3 separate regions of the Homo sapiens genome follow, and regions 2 and 3 are each linked to region 1. A link is a loop called in an ENCODE intact Hi-C map of the cell type or tissue named here. Cell type or tissue: heart left ventricle. All regions are shown on one strand. Links, peaks and the distances in the headings refer to the core of each region. The heading gives the core; the rest is flanking DNA. Region 1 overlaps OTUD7A (OTU deubiquitinase 7A). Region 2 holds the start of OTUD7A (OTU deubiquitinase 7A). Region 3 has its middle 18 kb from the start of KLF13.

What was found. A loop is a pair of places that touch in the nucleus more often than their neighbours do. Peaks named below come from ENCODE experiments on the same cell type or tissue, not always from the same donor. Only the 100,000 strongest peaks of a DNase experiment are listed, where the experiment ranks them.
Region 2: a loop joins it to region 1, with 8 times the contacts of the local background. A loop is called at or near these places in 4 of 110 quality-filtered maps.
Region 3: it touches region 1 in a loop (3-fold over the local background); 8 of 110 quality-filtered maps call a loop at or near these places.

Annotation. Positions count from the first base shown.
Region 1 is chr15:31,487,203-31,492,202 of GRCh38, forward strand. It overlaps OTUD7A (OTU deubiquitinase 7A), which reads right to left. Exons shown (of 13, transcript NM_001382637.1): 11 at 250-364; 12 at 1-76. Among named protein-coding and RNA genes, the nearest start is that of KLF13, 160 kb to the left of the region's middle. RefSeq lists an enhancer at 2,613-3,262 and a silencer at 2,768-2,918. In heart left ventricle, for the core only: CTCF peaks have their summits at 1,604 (motif pointing left) and 3,033 (motif pointing left); DNase peaks (open chromatin) are centred at 1,845 and 2,991; H3K27ac peaks cover 308 bases.
Region 2 is chr15:31,863,002-31,870,687 of GRCh38, forward strand. It overlaps OTUD7A (OTU deubiquitinase 7A), which reads right to left and starts at 7,672. Exons shown (of 13, transcript NM_001382637.1): 1 at 7,506-7,672. RefSeq lists silencers at 4,845-5,139, 7,635-7,686. In heart left ventricle, for the core only: a CTCF peak has its summit at 5,036 (motif pointing left); DNase peaks (open chromatin) are centred at 5,000 and 7,160; H3K4me3 peaks cover 1,264 bases; H3K27ac peaks cover 209 bases.
Region 3 is chr15:31,304,572-31,312,246 of GRCh38, forward strand. No RefSeq gene overlaps it. Among named protein-coding and RNA genes, the nearest start is that of KLF13, 18 kb to the right of the region's middle. RefSeq lists enhancers at 1-3,434, 2,202-2,787, 7,629-7,675. In heart left ventricle, for the core only: no CTCF peak of the experiment used is centred there; DNase peaks (open chromatin) are centred at 1,704 and 2,080; H3K27ac peaks cover 1,406 bases.

The DNA of each region.
Region 1 (5,000 bases), core at 1-5,000:
GGAGGGGATCCGGATCCACGTCACGTTCATGTAGCTGTGCAGAAGGTTCAGCTTGGCTTCTAGCGACAGGATAAGGCTGGCAAGAGAAGAATATCCTATTGAAATGGTCTGAGCTGGCCCTTATAGCACCCAGTCCACTTGCATGCCAGCTGTCCCAGGAGGAGCAGGGGTGGTACATTCCCTCCCCAGGATGCCCCAGCCATAGCCCTCCCTGTGGGCGCTGGGGAAAGGGACAGAGTAGGATCTTACTGGGCCAGCCGGGCGTTATCGTTGTCGTCTTTCCCCCACTCCCAGTCCTTGCCAGGGTCCACTGCAAAGTGCAGAGGCAGCAGCTTGTGCTCAGAATCCGTCAGGGGGATCACGGCTGGAACAGAAGAGACAGAGCCGTGCTTGGAGCCCCGGCAGTCCCCAGGCAGGATGGCAAGGAAATTCCCAAGCCAGGTATCTGGGTGACAAATGCACCGAGTGGACATCTACACAGATCTGTGCCAGCAGGAGCATGAAGACCAAAACCACTATTGCTAGTTTTTAAAATTTCGTATTTATTGCGGACAGTGGAGAGCAGTTGGAAGCGTCACCTGGACCCTGGCTCTCTTTGGGTCTGTCCAATGGCAGATACTCCATTGGGCAGCAGAATGGGAAAAAAGCTATTGCTGCCTCTGCTATTTCTAGGAAGGATCTAGGCAGGTTAGGCACACTTTGGGAGGCCACCTTGCAGGTGGGCCTGGGGCTCAGCTCTCCTGTCTCGTCCCAGAGAAGGGCCGAATGTGCAAGTCAGGTGAGCAAGGGTGTTGCTGACCTCTACTGGTTTGTAATTTTGTGCCACAAGTCTGTATCAGTGCCTGGGACCCATGGACCCACCCGCCCCTGCCCGTGGGAAGCTCACCTGTGCTGGGGACAGATAAGCAGGTTAACAAACATCTCATAATGTCAGGTGGTGATGAGCCCTGGAAGGGTAAACACCAGGCAGAAGGCAGTGATGGTGAAGCCTTTTTCGGATGGGGTCAGGGGGTCCTTTTGAGGAGGTCACATGTAGGTGGAGATTGCAGTGATGAGCCACTGGCTGGTCATTTCTCAGAGGGATTGACTCATCACAAAACTTCTGTGGTGAAACTCACCACCCGTGGGAAATCCTGGCTCACTCCAGAAGGGCTAGGGTGGAGGGGGTATCTACAGGTTTGGGATCTTCTAGGAGCTTCTGAGCTGCTGGGGGACCTGATGAGAGGAGTGCCTAGTGACACGGTTGACTCCTCCCAAGGGCATTGTCAGGGACAAGGGCAGGAGGAACTGGGAGATGGTCTCCCCAAGTCTTTCCTCGCAACAAGCAGCAGCCTCCTCCATGGGCTCCACTTAGCTCCCCTGCAGGCCCCACACCTGGGAGTCACACACAGCAGAGAAGCACAGCCACCTTGGACCAGCTGCTTTGCCTCTTTGCTGGTGCCCATGGTTCATGGCAAGGGTGCCATGGCAAGAACAAAAAGGCAAGGAAATAGATCAAATCGAAGACTGAACACCAATAGTTGATTTGGTAAGAAATTGGAAAAACTGACTCAATGCTGCCCTCCAGTGTTGCTTAAGAGGAAAAGTGGGTGCAAATAATTCCCCTCTCCACCCCCGCACCTCTTCTTCTCCAGCTTCCCCAAGCTGCCAATAAGGGAAATGCAGCTTTGCTGACCAATGACCAGCTCCGGGCTTTTCATTAATCTGGCTTGGGATTGGAAAGTGCAGTGCTCTGATTTGAGAGGTCAGGGGTGGCTTGGCCTGGCTTTGCTGCAGCCTGCTGGGTTCTGCCTTGACGTGGCCACCCTTTCCAGATCTGAGCTGCAGGGCAGACACACCCAGGGAGGGCTGCAGGGCTGGCTCAGGGACAGGTCTCCCTTGGGTGGTGCCCAGCAGCCTGTCCCATAGTTCTATGAGTCACTACACAAACAGAGAAGGGGTTAGCCTCGCTTCTTACTCATGGGGCAGGGGGTGGCACAGGCTCTCCCCATCCACAATGTTTCCCAGAATAGAGCAGTGCAGCTCCTGGGAGTTCCAAGCCCCCATGAATGGATGGGCCAAACCAAAGTGTCCAGGAAAGGGACTCAAAAAGCAACATTTTAAATAAGCATCTCCTGTGGCTTTTAAAATCAAGCAAATTCAGGAAATATTGTTCTAGAACAAGAATAATCTGTTAGAAGCAGTTCCTGTGGGTGCAACTTGGACATTTTGGGTCTGGCTGTCCACCCGCTTCCCAGGGTAGAATTGCTGTTGGAGAACATCAGCCCAGCCACCACTCCATGTCTTAGCCACCCCGGCCCCAGGATTTAGGGGGAACAGGCACCTAGTGGCATCCATGGTCTGTGGGCAGAAGCAATGTGGGAAGTGCTGGGTGATGTGCTCAGGCATGGGGGTGTCTCTCCCCACTCCCCTTCCATGGTGCCTGCAGAAGACAGCAGATCTCCACTGAAGAGCTGCCTGACAATTGAGAACACTCCTTTTAGATTTCCACTGTGTTAAGTCACTGTGATTTTGGTTTGTTTGTTTCAGATAAACCACCTAAGCTAAGACGGCACCCCAGACAGTCACCCTCACTTCCCTATCATGGGGTTCCTGGGGACTCCTCCCCTCAACAGCAGGGCTGGAATGGACTCCTTGGGCTGCCCAGGGCTCCAGTGCACGGTGGGAATACCCCTGAAGGGGCTAGTGCCTGTCCACCTAGAAGGGTCCAGCAGCCTTGCGGCCTAGATCTGGCTGGGGTGAAGGGCCAGGTACTGAGAGGCTCTACGGACATGCCTGCTCACAACTGAAGACACCGAGGGGCTCAAAGGAAGGCTTTTCTGCAGAGGGTCAACTGCGGCCTGTGGTGAGGGCTGGGGCTGCAGAGCCCAGGGACAGTTCCGGCCAGGAGGCCATGAAAACAGGTCCTCCTCGTGAGCAGCGGCTGCTCAGGATGCCTCTGCTTCTCAACTGTACACCCTGACATTTCCCTATTGGAAACCTGGCTTTACCAGTGAGGAGCAGCCATGCAGCGGCTTGCCCTCTGGTGGTAAATGTCTAGAACAGCAACTGCTTTTCAAAATGAGCCTAAAAAGGCCGGAAAGGTGTTTTGTTTTTGTTTTTGAAAGGCCTCTTGTATGTCTTTTAGCCTGGAAACATATAGGCATCATCTCATGCTAGCCTGAATATATTCTGAGTACTTATTTTCTAAAAAAAAATCAAGATTTCTGGTTTTTGTCTCCGATGTGAAAAGCTGGAAGAGCATTGTTCCACCATGAAAACATTCCAGTCAAACTGCAAATTCACAACTTATCTTTAACCCACCAGACAGCTGAAGTCACAGGGAAACCGACTTATCCAATATCTAAGGAAAGACAGGTGCCTCCAAGGAGAGACAGACATGAGCTTAAGAAGGGCCAATTCAGCTGGACCCCAGTAAGAATCATTCAGCTAAAATGGTTAAATTGGTAAAGGAACAGTATCAGCTAGTGAAATAATATGGAACCCTGGGGGCTGAAGATATAAAGGAAATTCACATGCACCTGCAGGCTCCTCTCCACAGGACCTACCTGGTTCTCCCAAAAAAGACTGGCAGGAGTTCTAAGAGAGTGTCTCCATAGATATTTCCATCCTACCTCTACCAAGGAATAAAAGCTTAAACTGCAGAGTGTAGGGCAACAAACACTGGGTGCACTAAGGGTCATCTTCTGTTACTCTGATTAAGCATCTGTCTTAGGCAGGCACTGTATCCCTGGATCTGGGGATGGGGGTGACCTTCCTGGGCTATCATAACTAGACTGGTCCAAACCTAGACTCTGAAAACCTAGCAAAAGGAAAGGCATGCTTCTTTCCAGGAATAAAAGTGATTTACTGCAGTCTTTACTGTCCTACTCAAGATGCCTGGCTTTCAGCAACGACAACAAAAAACCTATGAGGCGAAAGGAAAGATAAAAAAAAAAACCCAACACATTGATAAAAGACAAAGCAGTTTATAGAACAAGACTCAGATATGACACAGGTGTTGAAACTATCAGACAAGGAATTAAAAATAACTGATTAATAAGTTAAGGACTAATAGAAAAGCCAGATACCATGCAAGATTTGATGGTTAATTTCAGCATACAGAACAAATCTATGAGAAAGAAATGAAAATGCTAGAAATGAAAAACACCATAATAGAGGTGAAGAATGATTTTGAGGGGCTGGTCAGTTGACTTGATATAGCTGAGCAAAGAATCTGATCTGTAAACCTCAAGATAGGTTACTAGAAATGACACAAACTGAAACAGAAAAAAAGGAGGTGGGAAACTGAACACAGCATCTAAGAGCTGTGTGACAATATCAGCACCTTAAGTTCTGTGTAAATGAAATCCCAGAAGAGGGAAAGAACAATGCAAAATAAAATTTTAAAGAAATAATGGCTAAGAATTTTTCAAAATTAATGACAACCATCAACACAGATCTAAGAAACTAAGAGAACATCAAGAAGAAAAAGTAACACCACCACAAATATTCCTATAATAGCCTCTTAACACTTCTGAAACCCAAAGACAAAAAGAAAGTCTTGAAGGCAGCCAGAGAAAAAAGAGGATACATTATACAGAGAAAAACAAAGGTACAAATTACAACAGACTTTTCATGGTAAAACAGGTAAGCCAGAAGATAATGGAGTGACATTTTTAAAGTGCTGAAAGAAAAAAAAAAACTGTTAATCTAGAATTCTATACCCAGCCAAAATATCTCTGAAACATGAAGAAGACATAAAGAGTTTTTCAAATAAAAGTGAGCAAATCATTGCCAGCAGACCTGAACTACAGGAGATGTTAAAGTGCAAGAAATATGGTACCAGTAGAAACTTGTATTTACACAATTAAGAGTGATGGAAATGGAATAAATGGATGTGAAAATTCATTTTTTTCTTCTTTTTAATTGCTCTAACAGATAACTGTCTAAAGCAAAGGGCAGCAGTGCATTATGAATTTATAACAGATGTAAAAATAAAATGTCTGATAATAGCAAAG
Region 2 (7,686 bases), core at 2,687-7,686, 380 kb after region 1:
CAAAATAAAGGGGTTACAAGGCCCAGGCAAGTCCAAAATCCAGCAGGGCAGTCAAATCTTAAAGCTCCAAAATGATCTCCTTTGACTCCATGTCTCACATCCAGGTCACGCTGATGCTAGAGATGGATGCCCGTGGTCTTGTGCAGCTTCACCCCTGTGGCTGTGCAGGGTACAGCCTCCCTCCTGGCTGCTTTCAGGGGCTGGTGTTGAGTGTCTATGGCTTTTCCAGGTGCACGGTGCAAAGTGTTGGTGGATCTCCATTCTGTGGTCTGGAAGATGGTGGCCCTCTTCTCATAGCTCCACTAGGCAGTGCCCCAGGAGGGACTTGTGTGGGGGCTCTGACCCCACATTTCTCTTCTGCACTGCCATAACAGAAGTTCTCCATGAGGGCCCCACCCCTGCAGCAAACTTTTACCTGGGCATCCAGGCATTTCCATACATCTTCTGAAATCTAGGTGGAGGTTCCCAAACCTTAATTCTTGACTTCTGTGTACCCACAGGCTCAACAGCACCTGGAAGCTGCTAAGGTTTGAGGCTTCCACCCTCTGAAGTCACAGCCTGAGCTCTATGTAGGCCCCTTTTGGCCACGGGTGGAATGGCTGAGACACAGGGCACCAAGTCCCTAGGCTGCACACAGCTCGGGGACCCTGGGCCCAGTCCATGAAACCACTTTTTCCTCCTGGGCCTCCAGACCTGTTCTCCAGAGGGGCTGCCATGAAGGTCTCTGATGTGGCCTGGAGACATTTTCCCCATGGTCTTAGTGTTTAACGTTAGGATCCTTGCTACTTATGCACATTTCTGAAGCTGGCTTGAATTTCTCCTCAAAAAATGGGGTTTTCTTTTCTACTGCATTGTCAGGCTGCAAATTTTCTGAACTTTTATGCTCTCTTTCCCTTTTAAAATGGAATGCTTTTAACAGCACCTAAGTCATCTTTTGAATGTTTTGCTGCTTAGAAGTTTCTTCTGCCAGATACCCTAAATCATCTCTCTTAAGTTCAAAGTTCCACAAATCTCTAGGGCAGAGGCAAAATGCCACCAGTCTCTTCGCTAAAACATAACAAGAGTCACCTTTGCTCCAGTTCCCAACAAGTTCCTCATCTCCATCTGAGACCACCTTGGCCTGGACCTTATTGTCCATATTGCTGTCAGCATTTTTGTCAAAGCCACTCAACAAGTCTCTAGGAGATTCCAAACTTTCCCACATTTTCCTGTCTTATTCTGAGCCCTCCAAACCGTTCCAACCTCTGCCTGTTACCCAGTTCCAAAGTCACTTCCACATTTTCGAGTATCTTTTCAGCAATGCCCCACTCTACTGGTACCAATTTACTGTATTAGTTTGTTTTCACCCTGCTGATAAAGACATATGCGAAACTGGGAACAAAAAGAGGTTTAATTGGACTTACAGTTCCACACGGCTGGGGAGACCTCAGAATTACGGCAGGGAGCGAAAGGCACTTTTTACGTGGTGGTGGCAAGAGAAAAATGAAGAGGGAGCAAAAGCAGAAACCCCTGATAAATGCATCAGATCTTGTGAGACTTATTCACTATCACGAGTATAGCATGAGAAAGACCAGCCCCATGATTCAGTTACCTCCCTCTGGGTCCCTCCCACAACACATGGAAGTTCTGGGAGATACAATTCAAGTTGAGATTTGGGTGGGGATACAGCCAAACTATATCATGGCTAATGACTTTTAACTCCAAGAATCCCCAAGCCACAGAAGCCCCTCCATTCTTTTTACCCACACCTCCTCTTCCTACACACACACACACACACACACACACACACACACAAGTCAAAGCAAGTTCATCTAAGCAATGCCTTGGTTACAAGTGCAAACTATGACTACATCAACTGTCAAAGGATAGAAACTGGGCTGATGGTAAGTGAGACAAATACTGTCTCCAGTTCCTTTTATTGAACAACTTATCAATCTAGAACTTAAGAACCCATGGCATACACTCACTCATCTGCTCCACCCTAAAGCCTACAGGATGGCCCAAGAGATATTCTGCCCTTGTGGCCCCCCCCTGGGGTTGTGCCCAAGGTCACACAACTGGTCATCAAGTCCAAGTGAGCTGGAAGCATGTCTCATTTATTTTTACTGTTCAGTGATGATTCTTTCAAGAGATGGTATATTATTTAACAGACAGTCAAAACAAATACTCCAATTCATACATTTTAAAAAGAAAAAGTTAACTATGTACCTCTTGGATGTCAAACAATTTTTGTAAAAGGCATGAAAAATTATACATGCAAATGTGTTGCCCACACTACAATAACACACGTTGTCTTGAAACCTCAAATCATCATTAGAGGAATTGTGAGGAAATGGGCTGCAACCATGGTATGGTTTTTAGACCCCCAAGATAAAAGGGTATTGCATGGACTTCAGGGATGATGTAAGGTGATCTGGGGAAGGAGGACGTGCTGAGTCCCAGGACACTGTGCATTGTGTGGTCTCTTCTGCAACGAAGACATGACAGGCTAACAGGCTAACCCTAAGCTTACTGTAAAAACTCGGAGAACTTAATTCATAGAAAGTTCCTAAAATGTGAGCGCAGAAATTATTTGGGTAAATTATTTGAAGATGGGTGTGTTAGCCCTGGGGGCATGAAAACTGGGGTCTTCTCAGAGGTAGCAAGGTTCAACCTGTCTGCACCACAGACAGACGTCTGCTCTCACTCCAGGCAGCCACCTCCTCTTGAGTGAGCTCCTAAACCTTTGTCTCAGTAACTGAGAAACTTAATCTAATCTCACAGAGGGATGGGTGTATGGTCTGTTCACACCAATCCCCAGCACCATGTGAAACTTAACAGTAATCTAATAAAACAAATGAAACGCTGAACAGACAAGGAAATGAATTTCCAAGGTCTAATTTTATATTTCATAAAAGTCAATACTGCATCTTACTCATGTGTATTCATTCAGACATCAAATTTCCATTATATTTATAAGGAAAACGAGATTAAGAATAAAATATGCTCAAATAGAAAATATTTCCTTGGAAGGAGAAACGCAAAATACTTCAATCCTACAAAATGAGTTTACTTTAGACTTATCTACTTAACTAAGAGAGATGTATTTAAAACTTGTATTAGCATTAATGTGTATTTGACTTCTCAGAATGTGAGATGCTGTAGAGCAGTAATTGCTAATAGCAAGGACTGGGGTTTTGTGGAATCATGCAATTTTACCAAACAAGGCTTTAGATGCATGGGAGACTAACTCTTTCCCTTTGCCAAGAGGAACCTAGAGCACGACAGGCCAGACCTTGGCCAGCTGTAGCTGCTGCATGGCCCACTCCCTCCCAGTCCTAGTCTATACTCCCCCACTTCCTGGTCCAGAAATGCTGTGTGCAAACCAGCCAGCTAAACACGCCTCCACAACACAGGCAAGTAATAAGGCAGCGTCCGGCCCTTCTCTCCATTTCAGCTTTTTAAAGACTTATTTTTAACCCACTTCTCCCGTCTGTTACTATGAATGATGAAGAACACCATTCCAAAAGTGTGATGAAGGCGGTTCCCCCCTTGTGGCATCTGTGTTAAGGCCATCTTATTCTTGGTCTCACACACAAACTTTTTGGGAGACATGGCAGTCTACCAATAGGCAAATAAAATTCTTTTTCCAAGGTTCAAGGGTAAAATATTTTCACATTAAATACGTTACAAAAAAGAACCAGCATATCTTATTCCCATTTTGTCCTCAAGGATGAACAGCTTCTAAAGGGATTTGGCATCACCTATTTTACATGTAGTGGCGCTTCCCCTTTAACCATTTACAGTGTTCAATCAAGGTGAAGAGCCTGATTCACTAAAGCTGAAAAACATGTTATTCCCATTTGCCCCCTTGAAATCAGTAGTTCAGTTTTCCACACAATTTAAATGGAATGAGAAGCATAAAGAAATGCCCAGTCATAGCACTGGGCTAGTTCTCTAGTAGGGCATCTGTGAAACTTCTTTCCTTTTAAAGTGTGATGTTCCCTTTCGCATGGGGCCTCCATGAGGAACCTCAGTAGGAGAGAGGAGTCTTTGGTCTTCAGTAACACACCCAGATGCTGCAATGACCATCTAAGCATGGGAAACACCCATCCCAACTCACCAAAATAGCCCTGGAGCACAAGCTGGCCTCTCTGAGTTCAGTCCCTGCGAGGAAAAGTCTCCCAGGGAACATGTGGTTGAATAACCTGGCACACACTTAAAATCAGATAAAGCACATTTTAAGTGAAAAAGCACAGTTGCTTTTTCTTGTTTTCATTTTATAGGGAAAAATAAAAGCACAGTAACGAAACGTTTTTCATCAGAGAAATTTTGAGGCCAAGAGCCCTTCCCATCTCATTTAGGCACGTCATGGAAATAAATGTGGCACCATCAGAAGGTCAGAGGCCATGACTTGCACACAGCTTGCTCAGAGCAAAGTGCCCCTTCCCTCCTCCACCAGGCTTGGGGGCCACAGGAATTACTTCCTAAGTGGACATCCGCCACCTATAATTCAGTGCAAGGGGTCAAATAGGCCCCTCTGGGAAGTACTACCACACAGGGTCCCAGGGCCTAAGTCAATCGGGAGTCAAAGCCAGGAGCAAACATCAAGGGTGTGCAGGAGAGGATTTCCACGGGGTTGCCCTGGCTGGCACATTCACGCCATGACCAGGACACCAGCCTGTAGTTCACTGAAGTCAACTTTCTCCTCTCCAAACTAACACTCACTTCCGCAGTCTGAGAAGGCACTCAATCCTGAGACTCAAAGTGTGCTAAGAGCCACCTTCCAAAGACATGGAGCCACTGAAGCAATCTCTGCTAGGGAGGCCTACATTCCAGACTCCACAACCTCTGGTCATTCAAGTATGTGCCCCCAACCCTTCCTTAAGTTTCCATCTCTTGGAAGACAGGCATGCGGGAGCGGAGGGGGAGGGGCGGGGGGCGGGGGCGGAGCACACCGGCGCACACACATGCACCCACCTCAACTTGGAGATCCACTCCCAAGGTGGCTCTGACACAGGCCCGCCAAGCCGCGTTTAGCACGCCCCCTGCTGGCCCACAAGAGCTAATTCAACCTTTCTTCCGTGGGCCTAAGGCATGAATAAATGACCTTAATATCCCAAAGGGAACAGAAAGAAAATCAGGGCAATTTTTACTTCTTAGAAACGGAAGATGTGACAGTGATCTCTTTTGGGAAATCACTGACAACTCCCAAATTTAAGCACTCTAAACATACAAGCGGGATGAAGAGGCTTTAAAGCGGTTGTTTTAAAATGTTTTGGGGAAATAAGTGACCCATACCTAAAGATTTAGTGGAAACACTTCCGTTTGAAGTTTTACTAGTACTACAGCGAGTTAAACCATAAACGTGGTGAATATTTTCACGAGTCTACAGGTGAAAACAAAAAGATGGATACGGGGCCAGATTGATTTCACAGACTCCATTTTCAAAGAGTTTGCAATGCAGACCCTGAAAAACCAATCTTCATACTATTGAGGACATGTTGTAAAGAAGAATCTCTGCCACAACTCAAGAGTTAAGTTCTACAGCAACTACACACAGCGGGAGCAGTGTCATCCAAAAGCAGCTCACTTGGAGCCAGTTTCTCATCTCACTTAGGCACACCATTGGGAATAAATGCGGCACCATCAGGAGGTCAGAGGCCAAGAATTACACACACTTGCTCAGAGAAAGGTGTCCCCTCTCCTTCTCCACCAAGCTTGGGGGCCTCAGGAGTTACTTTCTAAGGGAAAACCTGCCATCTATGATCCAGGCCCAAGTGAGACCCGCACGTGGCAATACTTCGTAAAGCGGCGATTTCCACCCATTATCAGCCTGAACACTAAAGGCCTAAGTAACCACTGTTTTCCCATTCTTTTCACACCAATACAGGGTTCAAGAGATTGAAGTTCCTAACCAGGTCCCAACTTTTGAGTGGCATATGGTATTAAATTCCTTACAGATCCAATAAAATCACACTAACAATTTAAGGCATGCTTATTTTAACCAATTAGGAGGTGTCATTAATTATTAAATACAAAAATGTCAATACTTTTGTCCCTTATTGGATATCCTTTCGATATGATAGGCTTGAGTAGATACTCAGATTGCCTTGGGAACTTGCTTAGTTTTGTTCCCATAAGAATTGGTACTAATGGCACACTCACAATAAAATAATGGAGTGTTGATCCCATTTAGTGGGGAATGTTTATCCAGAACTGAGTGTGCCGTGCAGATCTACCTCTGTTCTCGTGAACCCTCTTTGGGTCTTGAAGAGGCCTTTGAAGCTGGTGGGACACACGGCTGCTGGGAGGACCCTAGTGAACCTGCCTCCCCGCCTTCGCCCAGGGCAGGCTTCTCCGGGCACACCCTGGAGGAGGAGGAGGAGGATGGTGAAGGACACCTGCAGATTTTCCTGAAGCAATTAAGACCTGTAAAGATTTAGGCCCCGCTGTCAACCTTTTCCTGGACACATTATCTGCCTCATCATATTTTTAAAAATTGTTCCTCTTACAGCCCACTTCCATTTACAAAGGTATCACCTGGCGGTAACCATGTGCATGTCATACATGACTTTCCCCTGGATCCTTGTGCTGTGGATGAAGCGTTTCCCTGATCGGGGTCTCACAAGTTTCCCTTCAGCTACTCTTAAATCTATACATTCTCAAGCCAATAGACAGAAATAAAAGTCATTTGCACTTGTGTGAGGTAGCTGAGTTTACAGAGCAGAGGCAAATCCATTTTATTACAGAGATTCTCAAAGGGCTGCAATAGCTTCACCGGGAGGGAGGAGGGTACACTTGAGCGGTTGTGTCCAATGAAGGAAAGTTTTAGTTAATGATGACATCACTGACATCTCCCAAATTTAAAGGAGCACTTAAAGCACCGCAGATGCAATTTTTTCCCCTCCAGTGAGGAGATACTAGGGAAGGCCTCTGGGTTCACAGCCAAATTGCCTTAATGGTTTGCCTGCTGTCCAGCGAGACCCAGCAGAGCGAGCGGGACGGCGGTGCGCCGGGCCGCGGGGACCCACGCAGTCACAGCTCCGGTGCCCGGCGAGCGGCCTCGCGCGCGGCTCGGGGCCGGGCCCTGCCCGGCCGTCTGCAAGAGCCGCGGGACCCCCGACGCGCGCGCACGGACCGAGGGGTCGGTCGCCCCACGCCTGGCATCACGTTCCAGTGCGGACAGCCAAAGGGCTGAGCGGAGGCAGCAGCCCCGACCCAGCGGTAGCGCCGCGCCCTGCCCGAGAGAGGCGCGCCACGCCGGGCCGGAGCCGGTGGCCCGGGAGCCCGCGGGGTCCGGAGCGGAGCCCGCAATGCAGACGCGCCGGCGAGCCCAGCCGGGGCCCGCGCCCCCCGCGTCCCCGCGCCCCGGCCCCGCGGTCGCCCGGCCTCAACGCCCACCTGCCTCGCCACGGAGCTCGGGAAGGAGACGGCGCCGGCCCCGCGCCCGGAGAGCGCACCTGCCTGGTCCGCGGGCCCGGCCCCGCCGCCCGCCGGCAGCACCGCGGCCAGCGCCGTCTTACCTGCCGCGCCGCGCCGCTCCGCTCCGCCAGCCCGCAGCGCCGCAGTCGCCGCTACCCGACTTCCATTTTCTCTCGCTTTAAAGGAAAACCAGATCAGCTGTTTTGCTCCCGCTCGGGCTCCGCGGCCCCCTCCCCAGCTGCCGCTCGCGGTCCCGGTGGCCTCTCCTCCCCCGCCTCCTCC
Region 3 (7,675 bases), core at 1-5,000, 180 kb before region 1:
CGGGACAAGGCCAGTGGTCAGGGTGGTGCCTTCCTGGGAAATGGCTCTTTTTTGGAGAGACAGCCATGATAGAATGACTTTGCAAGCTGGAAGGGCTGGGATGGGGCTGGGGTTGGGGTGGAGGTGGGGGCGAGGGTACTTAGAAAGCAATGAACAGCATCTGGTGGGGACTCACACCTGTGTTCACGCAGTGGGCACCTGTGGGCAGCTTGGCCAAATAGCCCCGAGAGACCAAGCAACTTTCCTGCCCAATGAAATGCAATCTGCTTTCTTCCTTTTCTCTAGTCATTATTTATTCATTTGAAAGATGCTTTTATGATAGAAATTCAGGGCTGCACACAGGCGTCTCTAATGAGGGCATTCGGGAGCAGAGAAGGGGACCAGGCATCCCCGCTGGGCGTGCTGGGAGAGGCTAACAGCCTTCACGCTTTGGAGAGCCCTCAGCCTGCTTCAAAGCTCCTAGCCTTTCTCAATTTCTCCTCCAAGGCATCACAGGGCAGCGGTGTGCGGATCAGATCCTACTTTTACAGGTTAGGTGGCTGAGGCCTCCATTCCCCGGGTTACAGAGACACCTGCCCGGAGGGAGCCCTGCTGGTGGCCTGCATCCTCTCCCTGGGTTCTGGCGCAGCTCACAGTCTGAAAATTACAACTCCCTGTTGTTGCTATGGTGACTGGTTGTGTTATTCTAGCCTACAGAGCTGTGTGCTCCACCTTGCCCAAGATGGTCTGTTTTTGCAGGAGAAAGTCTCTATCTCCAAGTCTCTCTCTGTGTGTGTGTGTGTGTGTGTGTGTGTGTGTGTGTGTGTGTGTGAGAGAGAGAGAGAGAGAGAGAGAGAAGAAAGGAGAGAGAGAGAAATGGGCACACTGCCCTTCCTGCTGCCCCAACCTTTTCCCTGGGCCCAGTGGACCTTCTGTCCCTGCCCAGCAGGCTGCCTGGGTCCCCAAGATACTGGCCCCATTCCTTTCATAGGACACCGACTCTGGGCCACAGGCACTGGCTGTGCAGGGGTCCTTCCTTTGTGTCTCCTTGTGAGGTCAGATCCCTGTGTCAGTGCACAAAGGGCACCCCGTTCTTGTTTCATTTGCAGACTACTCTGTGACATGGATGGACAGACCATCATCTATTTAACCAGGCTCTCTAGATGGACAGTTGGGCTGTTTCCAATCTCTGGTCATCACAAATCTGTGAAAAATAACCTTGAACATATGTCATTTTGCACATGTGGGAATATGTGTAGAATAAACTCCTAGAAGTAGCATTATTGGGAAATTAGTATCTGCATTTCTAAGTTTGGAAATTTTTGCAAATTGCTGTCCGTTGATATCATCCATTGTGAGCCTAGTACATGCTGAACACTGAACTCAACATTTTATCTGGATTATTTTATTTCGTCTCACCGTGGCCCTAAAATGGAGCTTATTCCGATGCTGGTTTTACAGATAAGCACACAGATGCTCAGAAAAACTCAGCAACATGCCAAATAGCCATCTGGGCTGGTGGGGTGGGGTCGGGATGGACCCTGAGTCTCCAGGCCCCTGTCAGGCCCTTTCCTAAGGGCACACAGGCCCAGCCCTGGGGCACCTGCCCCGCCCAGAGGGCCTGGACCCTTGACCTGTTCTCCAAGCCCCATTCAAGCATGCAAGCCTTGTGCACCAGGAGCCCGCAGACTGGCCCTCCTCACACCAGCCAGGCTCTCCTGGAACCAGTCACCGGCCACCCCATTGGGGCCTTGGGATGCACAGTCCTTCTGCCCCTGAGGCTCTCCCCCATGAGATGCTGTCCTCAGCCGGGCTGGCTGGTCCGAACTTGGGAGCTTGGCTTGCTCGGAGGGGTCTCCTCGCTCAGCCCTCTCCCAGCTCCCCAGTCTCCTTCTTCCAGGCCAGCTGCACACTTTGGGGTGATGTCCTCCAGCCTCTGCATCTTTCCTGGTCAGACTGTGAGTTCTGAGCCTCCGGGCCTGCGTCCCAGGCCCAGCATGATGCTCACCAAGCCGGGTGCAGGAGAGGACAATGGGAGAGGCAGGGCAGGCCCAGGGAAGCTAGGAGCCACCGCCTTTCCCGGGAGGGCCCTGGCTTCCTCTGAATCACAAAGTGGTTAGCATGCAGGGGAGTGCGCCGGTCCCCCGCCTGTATTTGCATGACAAAAGCGCCTGCCCAACGGCTCTCGGTGGCTTTGTTGAGAGCTGCAGCCTCGCTCAGGCTGAGCCTTGGGAATTGTTCCCCGACATTGGTTGTTCCTGGGCTCCACAGCTACCCCGGCCGACAAAAGCCACATTGTGGGGCTGACGGCAGCTGCCAGCACCTGCTCCCTGCACCGCGGCTGCCTCGAGGCTCTGCGCCGCGCCTGATGCCTTTGCTAGGACACAGCCAGGGGCAGACCCCGAGGCCCTGGGCATCATCCAGAACACATTGTGAGGGGTGGGGTGGGTGGTGGGGGAAACTTGCCTGGTTCCCAAAGGGCCTGGGGGGATGGCCTGGGGCTGGCCATGGCGAGGTGAGGACTCCAAGGTCACCAGTGTAGGCTGGAAGAGGGAAGAAAACCACAAACCCCAAGCGTGCGGCGCCCACGCTGCAGCATTGCATTATTTGATGCTTCGCTCACAACAGGTGTTTTTCTTACTCTTCAAATGGGGAAACAGGCTCAGAGAGGTTCACTAGCCAGCCCAGTATCACACAGCAGAGCCGAGGTTTGAAGGTCCCGGCCCCTCGGGGCATGCTTCTCACAGCGGTCCCAGAGTTTCCCCTGGCCCTTTCCCCTTTCCCTTCTGAGCTTCTCAGTCCTTTCTCTCTCTCCTCAATGGCCTTGCCACAGCATCCAGCTGCCTTGGCGGCAAGCACAGTGCCCTCCGCCCTCGCTGCGTCCCTGGGGTGCCTGCCGTCAGTGGCCTCCCCTTCCTTGTGGAGCACTTCCCCCTTCCTCACTGGTCCTGGGGCTGTGTCCATTACATACCACTCCCTTGTGTCTTTTATGGATCCACAAACTCCTGTTAGCCCACCGAGCCCTGTGCACCCCTCCTCTTCCCCAGAAGCTCCTCCTGAGCCCTGCTGCCTTCTCTCCATGCATGGTCCTGTGTCCCGGCTGTGAGCACCTGCATTTTGGCACCTGGTACCTAGCCCAGAAGCTCCACCTCAGTGCCTGCATTCAGCCAGCGCTCATGAAACTAAATTAACTTCACGACTGTATTCCAAATGCAAATGTTGTCGCTACTCTGACTTACAGGAGAAAGTCTTAACTAGTGCTTGCCTCTGGCTCACCTGAAGGGGCTAGGGCCGTGCCAGTCACAGATGCGAAGGCCTCCGCACACCCGCAGGCAGCGGCCTTTCCTGAGGCCTTGACAGAGACAGGAACTGTGTAGGAAAAGCTGTGTTGAAGGCCATCCCCTCCAGAGATCAGAGCAGGGAAGGGGGCCATTACCACTGAGTCACCCTGGGGTGGGAAGGCTGTGCAGCAAACCTGCAAACAGCATGAGGAGAGGAGCCCTGAAAGCCACCGCCTGCTCCTGAGGGACACAGCCCACCTGCAGAGACTCTGGGGGAGGCTCCCTCCTTCTTTCTCCCGGGGATCTCCTGCTGGGACTCCCTGAAGTCCAAAACCAACCAGAGGGAGGTCAAAGGAGTCCATGATGCACCCAGTGGACTGGGGTAGAGGTGTGTCCTCTGAGGAGCCAGGAGCACAGCCCCCAGGGGAAAGGTTGGCCCAGCTGGAGGTGACACTATGACTAGGAAACAGGGCTGTGGGAAGGATCAACATGCAGCAGGTGCAGAAGCCAGAGCTCAGGAGGAGAAAGGCCCAGCAGCCTCAACAAGAAAGGGAGGTGTGGGGAAGACCCCAAGGAGAGGCTGCAGGTGGGCCGGGCCAGCAGGAGAGCTGTGGGCGGGACCTCAGTGTCACAGCCCAGGAGGAGCTGAGCCCTTGCCTGGGCCCCACCCTCCCCTGCCTGCACCCCTGCTGCACAACCATTCAGCTTGTGGGGGAAGACAGAGCCAGCTGCAGGCTGTGGGGAGAAGGACCGGTGCTTGCCCTCCTTTTAGGTCCCAGGGACTCCCCCATCGCACCTGCGAGGAAGCTTTTGGGGGTCAGAGCTGCCTTGATCAAGCTTACAGTGAGCTTGAAAACCCTCGGACACACAGGCTAACAATTCTCACCAGGAAAACCCTGGGACATCTCAGAGAGGCAGAAGGGAGTTGTGGAATTAGAAACATTTCATCCTCTGCTCCCCCACTACTGGGAAAGCAAAAACCCACACCTCAGAGCATGCTCATTTGCTACGTATCCAATTAAACCTTAAAGGGCACTTGGAATTTGAATGAGTTCCCCAAATTGTCCCAAGTTATGCAACTGAGTCAGAATTCAGGGTCTGTAATAAGACCCCGGGGGTGGCCCACACTGGATGGGCTGATCCAATGGATGTGCCCAGCCACTCTCCGGTGCCACCTCCCCTACAAGAGCTGCCAGGTCAGAAACTTGCTTCCCCCATCTCCCCCAGTGCTGGCGGGGACAAGCACCCTGTGGCCAGTAAAGTGAAGCAGAAGTCTTCTGGAAAAGCAGCTTCTTCTTACGGAGGGCACAGGTTGCTGGCTTCTACCAGCCTCCCCGGGCTTCTGACTCCAGCTGCAGACCTGGAGCAGTGACAAGTGTCTCTAGAGCAGAAAGCCAACACTTTAAGGATGGTAGAGGAGCCGGGTCCCTGTGGGCACCCCTGAGCCACTTCCCTGGCCCTGGGAAGGCCCACCTGCCAACCTCTTATGATGGGAGACCCCTGTTTGTTTAACTGGCTGTCAACTGATCTAACAGATCAACAGGCTCCAACATAGGTCCCGGGCGTGGCTTTGTGTGGCCCACTGTGTCTCTTGCAGCAGGTTTCCCTCCTGTGCAGGGGGCCTAATTCCTGCATCATGGAGTGTCTTATCAGCTCAGGAGGCTATTACAAAATAGCACAGACTGGGTGGCTTATTTCTCACTGTTCTGGGGCTGGGAAGTCCAAGATCCAGGCGCCAGCAGCGGGCTTTCTCCCTGGCATGGAGATGGCCGTCTTCCTCCTGTTACCGCACATGGTGGAGATGTTCTCTCTCTCTCTTCTCTCTCCTCCCTCTCTTCTTAAAAAGTCACGAATCCAGCTGGGCACGGTGACTCATGCCTGTAATCCCAGCACTTTGGGAGGCTGAGGCAGGTGGATCACCTGAGGTCAGGAGTTCGAGACCAGCCTGGCCAACATGGCGAAACCCCAACTCTACTAAAATCACAAAAATTAGCCGGGTCTGGTGGTGGGCGTCTGCAATTCCAGCTACTCGGGAGGCTGAGGCAGGAGAATTGCTTGAACACAGGAAGTAGAGGTTTCATTGAGCTATGATTGTGCCACTGCACTCCAGCCTGGGTGATAGAGCAAGACTCCATCTCAAAAAAAAAAAAGGTCACTAATGCTATCCTGAAGACTCCGCACTCATGACCTAATCACCTCCCAAAGGCCACCGTCACACTGGGGGTTGGGGCCTCAACACATAAATTTGGGGATGTGGGGACCAAATTCAATCTGTGGGGATGAGACAGGAGCCTGAGAAGCCTGAGTGCTTGGTGTCATGATGGGTGGACAAATGTAGACGATTTCCTAGTAATCACCAATTTCTTCCAGACATAACCCCCTGCCTTCTGGAGAGCACACTGGGGGAAGACGAGGGGTACTCTTTTTTTGTCTTATCTCTAAGAAAGGATGGGAGGGTGACTGGGTGGGGGCAGGGCTACAGATGGCTGTGAGCCTGAGAACAGCCCCATGGCCTAGGGTCGCTGAGAGTGGGGCTGGAGGTCTGTGGTCCTGGAAGCAAACTTCTTAAAGGGCAGGAAAACCAACGGTGCCTTTGTCAGAGCTTAGCTGTATCTTTACAGACAACGGTGGCAGTGAGAGGATGAAATGTTCTGGTCCCTGCAGCTCCCTTCTCCACCCTCACCGGCACTCTCCCAACACACCCCGAAGAGGTGGGTAGGCTCCAGAAAAGCCCTAACATGGGGTATGACCAGGGTGAGAGTGCAGCATTCTGAAGACAGAGATCTCAGTTTGGTTGATAAAGAAGCAATATTTAAGCCAGGCTCAGTGGCTCACGCCTATAATCCCAACACTCTGGGAGGCCAAGGCAGGCAGATCACTGGAGGTCAGGAGTTTGAGAGCAGCCTGGTCAACATGGTGAAACCCCGTCTCTACTAAAAGTACAAAAATCAGCCAGGCGTGGTGGCAGGCGCCTGTAATCCCAGCTCCTCAGAAGACTGAGGTGGGAGAATTGCTTGAACCTGGGAGGCGGAGGTTGCAGTGAGCCAAGATCACGCCACTGCACTCCAGCCTGGGTGACAGAGTAAGACTCCATCTCAAAAAAAAAAAAAAAAAAAAAAAGGAGCTATTTGGATAGAAAAGAGATTAAGAGTCCATTGCAAAAATGTAAATATGGTCTGCATATTATACAATATTCATAGATTAACAATAAAGTTCTTCAGTCCAATACAGGCTCTGCGGCTATCCAAGAGCAAGTCCTCCTTTTTTGCAAATGTGTAGGGCAAAGTGTTGTGATGTCAGCAGCTGACTTTCAAATCATTTCAAAAAATATAGAGATATAGACAGAGAGATGGAAAGAGAAATACAGTGAACATGGCAATCACTGAAGAGCCGGCGAATCAGAGTAAAGCGTGTTCTTTGCACTACTCTTTTGGCTTCTGGTTGATTTATTATTATTATTATTATTTTGAGACAAAGTCTCCCACTGCTGCCCAGGTTGGAGTGCAGTGGTGTGATCTTGGCTCACTGCAACCCCCACCTCCCAGGTTTAAGCGATTCTCCTGCCTCAGCCTCCTAAGTAGCTGGGATTACAGGCGTGTGCCACCACTCCCGGCTAATTTTGGTATTTTTAGTAGAGACCGGGTTTCACCATGTTGGCCAGGCTGGTCTTGAACTCCTGGCCTCGTGATCCACCTGCCTCGGCCTCCCAAAGTGCTGGGATTACAGGCGTGAGCCACTGCGACCAGCTGAAAATTTTTGAAACAGAATGTTGAGGAGAAAAACAGGAGCTGCTAGGCTCTCTGCTGTATCCCCTGACTTTGAAGGCATGTGTCCTGGACAGTCCTGGCATTCTGGGCACTGCCCTCTCACCCTGCTGCAGCCCCGGGTGGTCGTCTCCTGTGGATCAAGTGCCTTGCAGAGCCCTCTTCAGCACCGAGGAGATATTTATGTGGCAGCCCCATGAGAGGCAGGACGATGCTCCCCACTTTAGGATGAGGGCGCCAGGCATTTGGGGCAGTCCAGCCAGGACTCCAGCCCAGCCTCTGCCCTGCACAGCGCACCTTGGGCAGCCCCTGGGGGCCCCAGAAGCTTCTTGGCTGCAGCTGCGTGCTTCTCACCGTGCTCCCCTGACAGACTGGATCTGAGATCTTCCCCGGGGCAGCCCACTCTGCTGACCAGGGTTGCAAGGTGGCCTGCTGGGAGAACCAATGGCAGAGCCACCAGCTGCCCACCAGATCTCCCCCAATGGGTCTGTCCCTGCAGATTCAGAGAGTCAGCAGAGGGTGCTGAAGCTGAGCCATGAGGCTGCTAGGAGAGGAAGCCCTGGGATGCTAAGAGCCAAAGGGGCAAAGCCAGCAGAGAGGGGCAGCTGCAGCATCTGCAAGAGAAAGGATGAGAGCCAGGAGAGGGGGCTG